Linked DNA regions of Homo sapiens: region 1 is linked to region 2. A link is an interaction called in ENCODE POLR2A ChIA-PET data of the cell type or tissue named here. Cell type or tissue: GM12878. All regions are shown on one strand.

Region 1 (4,000 bases), 87 kb before region 2:
CTAGTTTATACTGCCTTCCCCAATAAATATGGGGGGTTTATTAACTTTATTAACACATAGAAAAATGAATCCTCAGCTTTACATTTTAAAAATTATATTCTTTAAATTACAGAGAAATCCAAAAAGGTTTAACTAGACAAAAAAAGTAATCATCAAAGGGGTCTTCCTACTTTACAAAGCTAGACCCCCACACCTGGCCAGACCTTCTATGAGAGCATCAAGGCTTCTGAGGGGAGCGCATTGGTCCCCTCATTCTCCTCCCCCAAGCCCTCTCTGTTTAGTAGTGTCACACAGACTTTTCACAAAGGATTTGTCACCAGTCCACAGATCACAGTCTCTGGAAATTCCACCTGTGGTTTGACATCAGGGGACTTTATCAGACTGGAGGGCAGAAACCATCCAAACTGACTTGAGGCAAAATCTCTCCACAGGTCTTCACGAGTACACAACAAGAATTCTGAAATTGAGGCCCTGTAACATCCACTCTGTTCCATCAGCCTCACTGAGGTAAAGTACCACACCAATGTCAAAAGCTCCAAACACACCAGGAAAGCCGACGACATCACAGAACTAGAGAAATGTTTCTCATCTCAAATGTTCACTTGGTTTCTAAACAAATCTAAATATTGGGTGGGCTTGGTTTGCTTTCAATTAACTGCTCTTATTTAGCCTGTAAGCCTTTTCTGGAAAGTCTTCCCCCACATTTTCAACTATTGATTTAAACATCAAGCCTCGTTCAATGTTTCTCACAAAATATTAGCACTGTATCTTACACTCACGTGCCTGCTTACTCTAACTCACTCATTACCAGGGAAAATTGAGTGCCAACATTAACTCTAAATGGAAGAATTAGTTGTATTAGTCCAGGATTGACTCCAGTCCATTAATAAACCACACAACTAATTAGTCCTTGGTCTATTTGGAGTACGCAGGCCCTGGACACCATCATCCTGCATCATGGACACCACCGCTCCTCTGCTCTGTGTCTAATTCATCTTTTTCAGAGACTTACCCCTATTCATGCTTCTTAATGAGCCAAAGGCACTAAAGATCTGCTTTAAATGGCCTTTCAGGAAAATTACCTTCTCGATTACAGCTAGGAAAGTATCTTAGCAGCTGTGTTTTCACTGAAACAGCCATAATATCAGAAGATTTGCAAGCTACTTCACATTTATTATCCCCCATTGATATTTAATAATTCTACTTGCAAGTACCACAGCCTAATTTGTCCCTTGCAAATTGCCAAGAATAAGATGTTGTCCTCATCCCATGGTGTCCGCAGGGAGCTCGCCTGATATTTAGCACAAATGTGACTAGCCCAAAGGACAACAGAGTGTGCCAAGAATTCATTCCCCCATCCCCCAAAAGGAATTGGCTACTACAGCTAGCTTACAGGAAAGAAAGACCTCAGAAGATACTTTCCTCAAAATGCTCTAAAGTCAGAAGTCTCAAAATAACATGTCAATGTCCACGCTTCCACATGTGAGCCATAAGCGCCCTGTGCTGTTGGAGGAAATCTGATGTGGAAATGTTTTATGGCCTGAGATTCTTGCTCAAGTGGCCTAGCAGGGCCTAAGAGAAGATGCTGGGGGAGAAATGAAAGCAGGAGGGAAAGACTGCCTCACAGATTCAACTCCCTGGAGAAAACCCTCAAAAAGAGTGGGAGTGGATGAGGTATCCACTGGGCAGTGATGTCCCTGGGCCAACAGACAACAGAATTAAGTCTATATCAAGCAGAATCCCATGGAAAAAATAAAAGAATTTTTTTTAAAAAAAGAATTCTAAATCTAGCTTGACAACCTGGTTTTTTTTTTTTTTTTTTTTTTTTTTTTAGAGAGAGACAGGGTCTCACTCTGTCACCAAAGCTGGAATTCAGTGGCATGATCATAACTCATTGTAATCTCAAACTCCTGGGCTCAAGTGATCCTCCCACCTCAGCCTACTGAGTAACTGGGACCACAAGCGCACACCACCATGTCCAGCTAATTTTTTCTTTTTAATTTTTTGTAGAGACAAGGTCTTGCTACGTTTCCCAGGATGGTCTCAAACTCCTGGCCTCAAGTGATCCTCCTGCCTCAGCCTCCCAAAGCACCAGGATGACAGGTGTGAGCCACTGCACCCAGCTGACAGCCTAGCTCTTTAAGCCACTTCCTCTCTTAGTTTTCACAGACACCCTCACCATCCTGAATATTTTAACATACCTCTGATTTAAACCAAACCACCAACCGCCTGCCACCTGAATCTGTACTGAAAGACCACACAACCACCCCAAGACTGGAAAGACACATTAAAAGATCACTGAGCAAGACAAACTTGAATGAAGATTTCCTCCATCTCCCTTAACCCTCTCCAGCTGCCATCAGTTGTCTTTAAGCCTTTGAGGATAAAAAAGGTATGCCCTTGAGCCTCCAAATGACAATGCAATTTGAGGAACCACAGTCCACTCCCCATTTCACTAAGGACTGCAGCTTCCACCAGCAACTGGCCAGGGCTGTGTGCTACAGGGTCAAGTGGGAGGGTTAGACACAGAGCCTGGAGCCAAAGGGATCCTTCCAGAAGAAACTGCCCTGCCCTAAATACAGGGGAAAATCCCACCAAGAGGAGAGGAGAGGAAGTCAACAGAAAGGGCCAGGGCTGAAAGGTTATAATGTTCAGTACAGCCTTGGGCCAGCTGAAACACAAAGGCATGTGGCAGGCTGAGGCCCCAGCCTGCCCATACCTGCTGGCTTTCTGGATGAGTTCCTGTGAAGCCTTAAGGACCTGGGGCTCTGTTTTTAACCCCCTAGTTCTCACCCCCACTACTTGAAGGAATTTGAATGAGCCACTGCTTCTTATACTCTGAAGGGCCTGTCTAAAGCTGCATTCATTGGTGGAACAGGCACACACCACTGCTAGGCGCTACCCCTAGAAGTCTGGACGGGCTCCCTAGATGCAAGGGTCTCAAACACACCAGTCCTCCAGCGCCTTATTCTGCCTACTTGGAAGCAATTGCAGGGGAAGAGGGGCAATGAGGGGTGGGCCAGAGCAGTAGTTCTCAAAGTGGAGTTCCACACCAGCAGCATCACCAGAGAACCTGTTAGAAATGCAGACTCTCTGGCCCCAGCCCAGACTATTGAACTAGAAGGCATGGGGTGGGGTCCAGCAGTCGGTGTTTGAGCAAGCCCTCCAGGAGGTTCTAACGTATGCTCTGGTGTGAGAGTCACCACCCAGAGAAACAAAAAAGGTTGAGGCTACAGGAGGGGCCGAGATCCTCTGGAGCAGCTGGCTGGATCCCACCCCGTGTGGGGGCAGGGATTCCTTCATATCCTACTCCTCCAGGAAGAAAAAAAAGCTGGAGGAAACACTTCCTTCTCATCAGGAAACACTATAGCAGTGGAAAGCTCAGAGAACACAGCAGTGCAGAAAATGAAAGGGGAAAATTCGGCCGGGTGCGGTGGCTCACACCTGTAATCCCAGCACTTTGGGAGGCCAAGGCGGGTGGATCACGAGGTCAGGAGTTCGAGACCAGCCTGGCCAAGATGGTGAAACCCTGTCTCTACTAAAAATACAAAAATTAGCTGGACACGATGGCGGGCGCCTGTAATCCCAGCTACTTGGGAGGCTGAGGCAGGAGAATTGCTTGAACCCAGGAGGCTGAGGTTACAGTGAGCCGAAATTGTGCAACTGCACTCTAGCCTGGGAGACAGAGCAAGACTCCATCTCAAAAAAAAAAAAAAAAAGAAAAGAAAAAAAGGGGAAAATTCAGACTTACCCTCTCCTTGGAACTCACTCAATTCCTCCTTGACCTAAGGAGCCTGGCAATCGGGCAGATACGAAGTGAATACACAAGTCCCGACCTCTTCACATACTTCCCAAGGATCTGAGAACTAGGAAGGCCAGTAAATATTCAAGAGACTACAATCCTTGTGAAAAGTGGGAAAACGGAATCGAAAGGCCAGTAGGTGTGATCTGAGGAAGGTATCGTCACTCCCATGACTGACTTTCCACCTATGAGGAGTAG
Region 2 (4,000 bases):
CAGGATGGCACTGGGAAAGCCGTGTTTCATCTCCTGTTACAGTTCTTCCAATAAATTCTTCATGATCTTGATCTCACCTGTTTAGAATTTCCACTGGAAGCTCCGCTCTTGTTTGCACCTGATCTGGGAGCAATGGTTTTGCCACCCATTGAATTTGCTCGGTTTTAATTTTTCAGTCAGAATTGTGTGAGCTGAACCAATTGAGATGTCTGTGGTGTTGGCTATTGTTTCTGTTGTTAATTGTCAGTCCTCTTCTATTAGGGCATAAACAAGATAAATTTTTTCCTCGAAAATTGATATGGATAGTCTGCCGCTGCAGACCTTATCTTCAACATTGTTTTGTCCTTTCTTAAAATGAGCTATCTATTTGTAAACTGCTAATTTCTTTGGAATATTGTCCCCATAAATTTTGTGTAAAGCATCAGTTATTTCACCATTCTTCCACTCAAGCTTCACTATAAGTTTGGTGTTTGTTCTTGCTTCAATTTTAGCAGAATTCATGTTGCTCTGATAGGGGCTCTTTCCAAACTGGTGTCTTATCTTTCTTAGTGCCTCAAACTAGATACTATTCAGACATGTTACAGCCAAGTTAGTGTGAGTTTATTTTGGTGCAAAAAAAAAAAAATTTAAATCCATGAATAGTTTTTTCATAATACCCATTTTCCATGAACTTGTTGAAGTCTCCTCATATAGCTCTGTATTACTTGGCTTTGATCCTTATCCTAAAAGAGGTCAGCTCACAATTGAAGTATCCAAATGAAAAACAAGCACTCCAGGGATGGTGGATCAGCATTTGAAAGACTAATCAGAGTCCATTTGCACCAGAGTTGGTTAATTAGCATGATGAAAACAAGCAGTGGCCCTCTGCTCTAGGAATTGGGTGAAAATATTGTGCCACCATCTCCATCCTCAGAAGAACCGCACAAAAGAATCTAGAAATAACAGCAGTCTGCCCCCTTCAGAGAAGAGGCCCAGGACTGTCAGGGGCCATTGTCAACCACTAAAGGAGGACCCTGTCCCCTCCCTGGGGGTTAGCTGAATCCCGGCACTGGAATACAGTGGCATCTGCCTTGAATGTCTCTTTCCCAAAAGGGGCCCGGCCAGAGGGCTCAAGCTTTGCTGAGCTTACAAAACAGACTGCAGTGTGCTCTCTTTTTTTTTTAAAGAGACAGGGTCTTGCTCTGTTGCCCAGGCTGGAGTACAGTGACAGGATCATAGCTCACTACAGCCTTGAACTCCTGAGCTCAAGTAATCCTTCCACCTCAGCCTCCCAAGTAACAGGGACTATAGGTATGTGCCACCACGCCCAGCTAAAGCAGGGCTCTCTTCATGCCTGCTTACTAACAAGTGTCTGAATGAGTGGCCAAAACGTGTCTGAGACTTGCTTTCACTGTAACATACCTCCCAGTCATGGGACCGTGGGAAAGGATGCACAAAGCTCCCACGTACTATTTCTCAAAAGAACTTGTCAGTTCTTCAAAGTCCAAACCAGTTTAAGTTCACAACAGATTATTTGTTAGAATTCTTGAGAACACATTTAAGGCTCTGTGAGCCTGTACCAGACCGGTTTACATTCTCCAGAGCAGAGCCCTCCTGGGACGGGGTCCCCAGCTGGGCTGCTGCTCTCTCCAGAGAGAGTTGTTTGGACAGTGACACCCAACACCCCCCAACCTCCCTCGGGACACCAAGTGGCCACAATGAACCCCTGAGGCTTTTAGTGGCAAGAGTGCACTGGATGTCCAAAAAGTAAGCAAATAAATTTGTTTAGCCCAGCGTCTAAGTTGACTCAACAGTAGAATCAATCACAAAGCCTACAAACAAAAAAGCCCATGCTTTTATTTTCTTTGGGGCCAGATGTAATCAACCCCATCTTCTATTTTCTCTCTCCCAAGGGGCAGACTCGTCTATCATTTCCTGTCCTCATCCCCCTGCTTCCTCATTCCTCGCTCGCTGGCCAGCCCAGCTGCTACCAGTCATCCTAACTCCCTGCTCCCCTTCACAGCCATCCATCCCCAGGCTCTAGCAGCCCCTGGTAAGAGTCTCAGCTGGGATCATCAAAACTCCAGGACCACCCTACAGAGAAACAAGGTATCTGACAAACTTCACAGTCTAGTGGTCTAAGAGAAACCCTCTCAACTTCCTGAAACTCTGCAAATATAGAAGCCATCTTCCACGTAGGCTGCCACCAAAATGATTGCCCCTTTGGCCCTACCCGACATGGAGATTTAGGAAAACAAAGTCCCTGGTGTGGATTGGCAGAACAACACCCCCCCACCCCCTGCAAAGATTTCCACATCCCAATCCCAAGCAAAAGGGAATGAAAGTTGCAGATGGAATTAAGGTTGCTCATCAGCTGGCCTTACAAAAGGAAGAGTCGCCTGGATTATCCAGGTGGACCCAATGTACCCACAAGGGTTCTTAAAAAGAGAGCGGGGGCACAGGAGAGAAGATCAAGTGACACAACCTGAAAAGGACCTGGGTCACTGTTGGTGGCTTTGAAGATGGAGGAAGGGGTCATGAGCCAAGGAATACGGGCTGCCTCTAGAAGATGGGAAATGGAAGGGAACGGGATTTTCCTTAGAGTTTCCAAAAAGGAATGCAGCCCAGTCAGCACTTTGATTTTAGCCCAGTGAGACCCACATCAAACTTCTGACCACAGAACTGTAAGACAGTAAAATCTGTGTTGTTTTAAGCCACTCATTTTATGGTAATTTGTTAGGGCAACAATAGGAAACGAATATACCTGGTTACCAGTACCACCGCTGCGTCTTTTGGACCTGACGGATAAGCGACTGTTAATGAAGTAAAACTCTCTATGCGGAGCCCACAGCACTTTCAAGTCACTTCCCCCGGAAGGCCGGCACCATGCCCCTAGCACTTATGTCCAAAGAAACCAGTGCCCAAGGACTGAAAACACACTGTGGTTTTGTGTCACAGGGCAACTTCTAAATAGAACACTTTGCCTGTGCCATTTTTGTGAGATATCTGCTTGACACAGATCTTTAAAAAGCAAACCCACTCAGAGTTATTTCTGTAACTGAAGGTGGGCAAGAATGGGGATAGTAAAATGAGACTATTACTTATGAAATGAGCAATGGAAGTTAGGCCTATTCTTATTTATCATTTAATGCATTAATCTGCACCTAAGTATGGTGATGACAATTTCCATTTCAGACCACCCAAAACCCACAGTGCATGGGTCTCGGCCTTGGTGGTGTTCTTTAATGGCCTCAAAGCTGTTTTATGCCAGTCTGTTCTTCTGGTTGTTTGGCTGGTGCCATAAACTCACAGCCAGAATTCATTCTTTGCAACGTATTTTTCTTGTGGTAAGTACCCTAAACCCACAGTGAAACAGAATCCTGCTTAATAGAGGGTGGAGGTGGAGGAGGGGAGCCATGTGAAGGTCAGCACTCCCTATTTCAATAGATTTGGATTCTCCTTCCAACTAGCTGGGAGTGGAGGTTCAAACCTTAACAGTGTTCAACTGACAAAGGTCTTGCTCAGTGATTCTTATTGCCCAAGCTTGAAAGTAGCTACGGATCACACAAGCTGGCCTAAAAATAAAAAGCAACGATTTCCAATGCCAGAACAGTGGGGCCATTTAAGCTCTATTTTTAGCAAGTCTCGGTTACCTGGGAAGCAGCATATGGCTCCTATAATTCTTCAAAGAGTGAGAGCATTAAAAGATTGAAGTGCCTGCGATGAATGGGCTGGTCCCCAAATGACTGTACACACACTGACCAAAGGAGACAGCCAACACCCCAGTTGACCCAACAGGCTTCCAAAGGGACCCACCTTCATGCTGCAATCTCTTAGCCATTAGCAACAGTTCAAATATTAAGCCAGATGACGGAGGAGTTTCCACTACCAATTTATGACATTGAAGACTTTGTGTTTTTGACAGGAGGGCATTTTCTAAGCAATTACTCCCTAGGGAGGAAGAAAAGAATCCTGAAGCAAAACACCAGGGACTGGTTCAAGCTAACATAAAGCAAGAGGA

The links. ChIA-PET counts read pairs that join two places held together with the same protein. Peaks named below come from ENCODE experiments on the same cell type or tissue, not always from the same donor. Only the 100,000 strongest peaks of a DNase experiment are listed, where the experiment ranks them.
Region 1: POLR2A ChIA-PET joins it to region 2 with 11 read pairs; 5 of 35 experiments call an interaction of 5 or more read pairs at or near these places.

What each region holds. Positions count from the first base shown.
Region 1 is chrX:19,774,729-19,778,728 of GRCh38, forward strand. All of the region lies in intron 2 of SH3KBP1 (SH3 domain containing kinase binding protein 1), which reads right to left. Among named protein-coding and RNA genes, the nearest start is that of SH3KBP1, 110 kb to the right of the region's middle. RefSeq lists a silencer at 2,235-2,284. In GM12878, no CTCF peak of the experiment used is centred here; a DNase peak (open chromatin) is centred at 2,185; H3K27ac peaks cover 3,414 bases.
Region 2 is chrX:19,862,051-19,866,050 of GRCh38, forward strand. The region is part of intron 1 of SH3KBP1 (SH3 domain containing kinase binding protein 1); the gene reads right to left. Among named protein-coding and RNA genes, the nearest start is that of SH3KBP1, 24 kb to the right of the region's middle. RefSeq lists enhancers at 506-1,112, 1,357-1,656, 2,027-2,076. In GM12878, no CTCF peak of the experiment used is centred here; DNase peaks (open chromatin) are centred at 1,521 and 2,974; H3K4me3 peaks cover 2,137 bases; H3K27ac peaks cover 4,000 bases.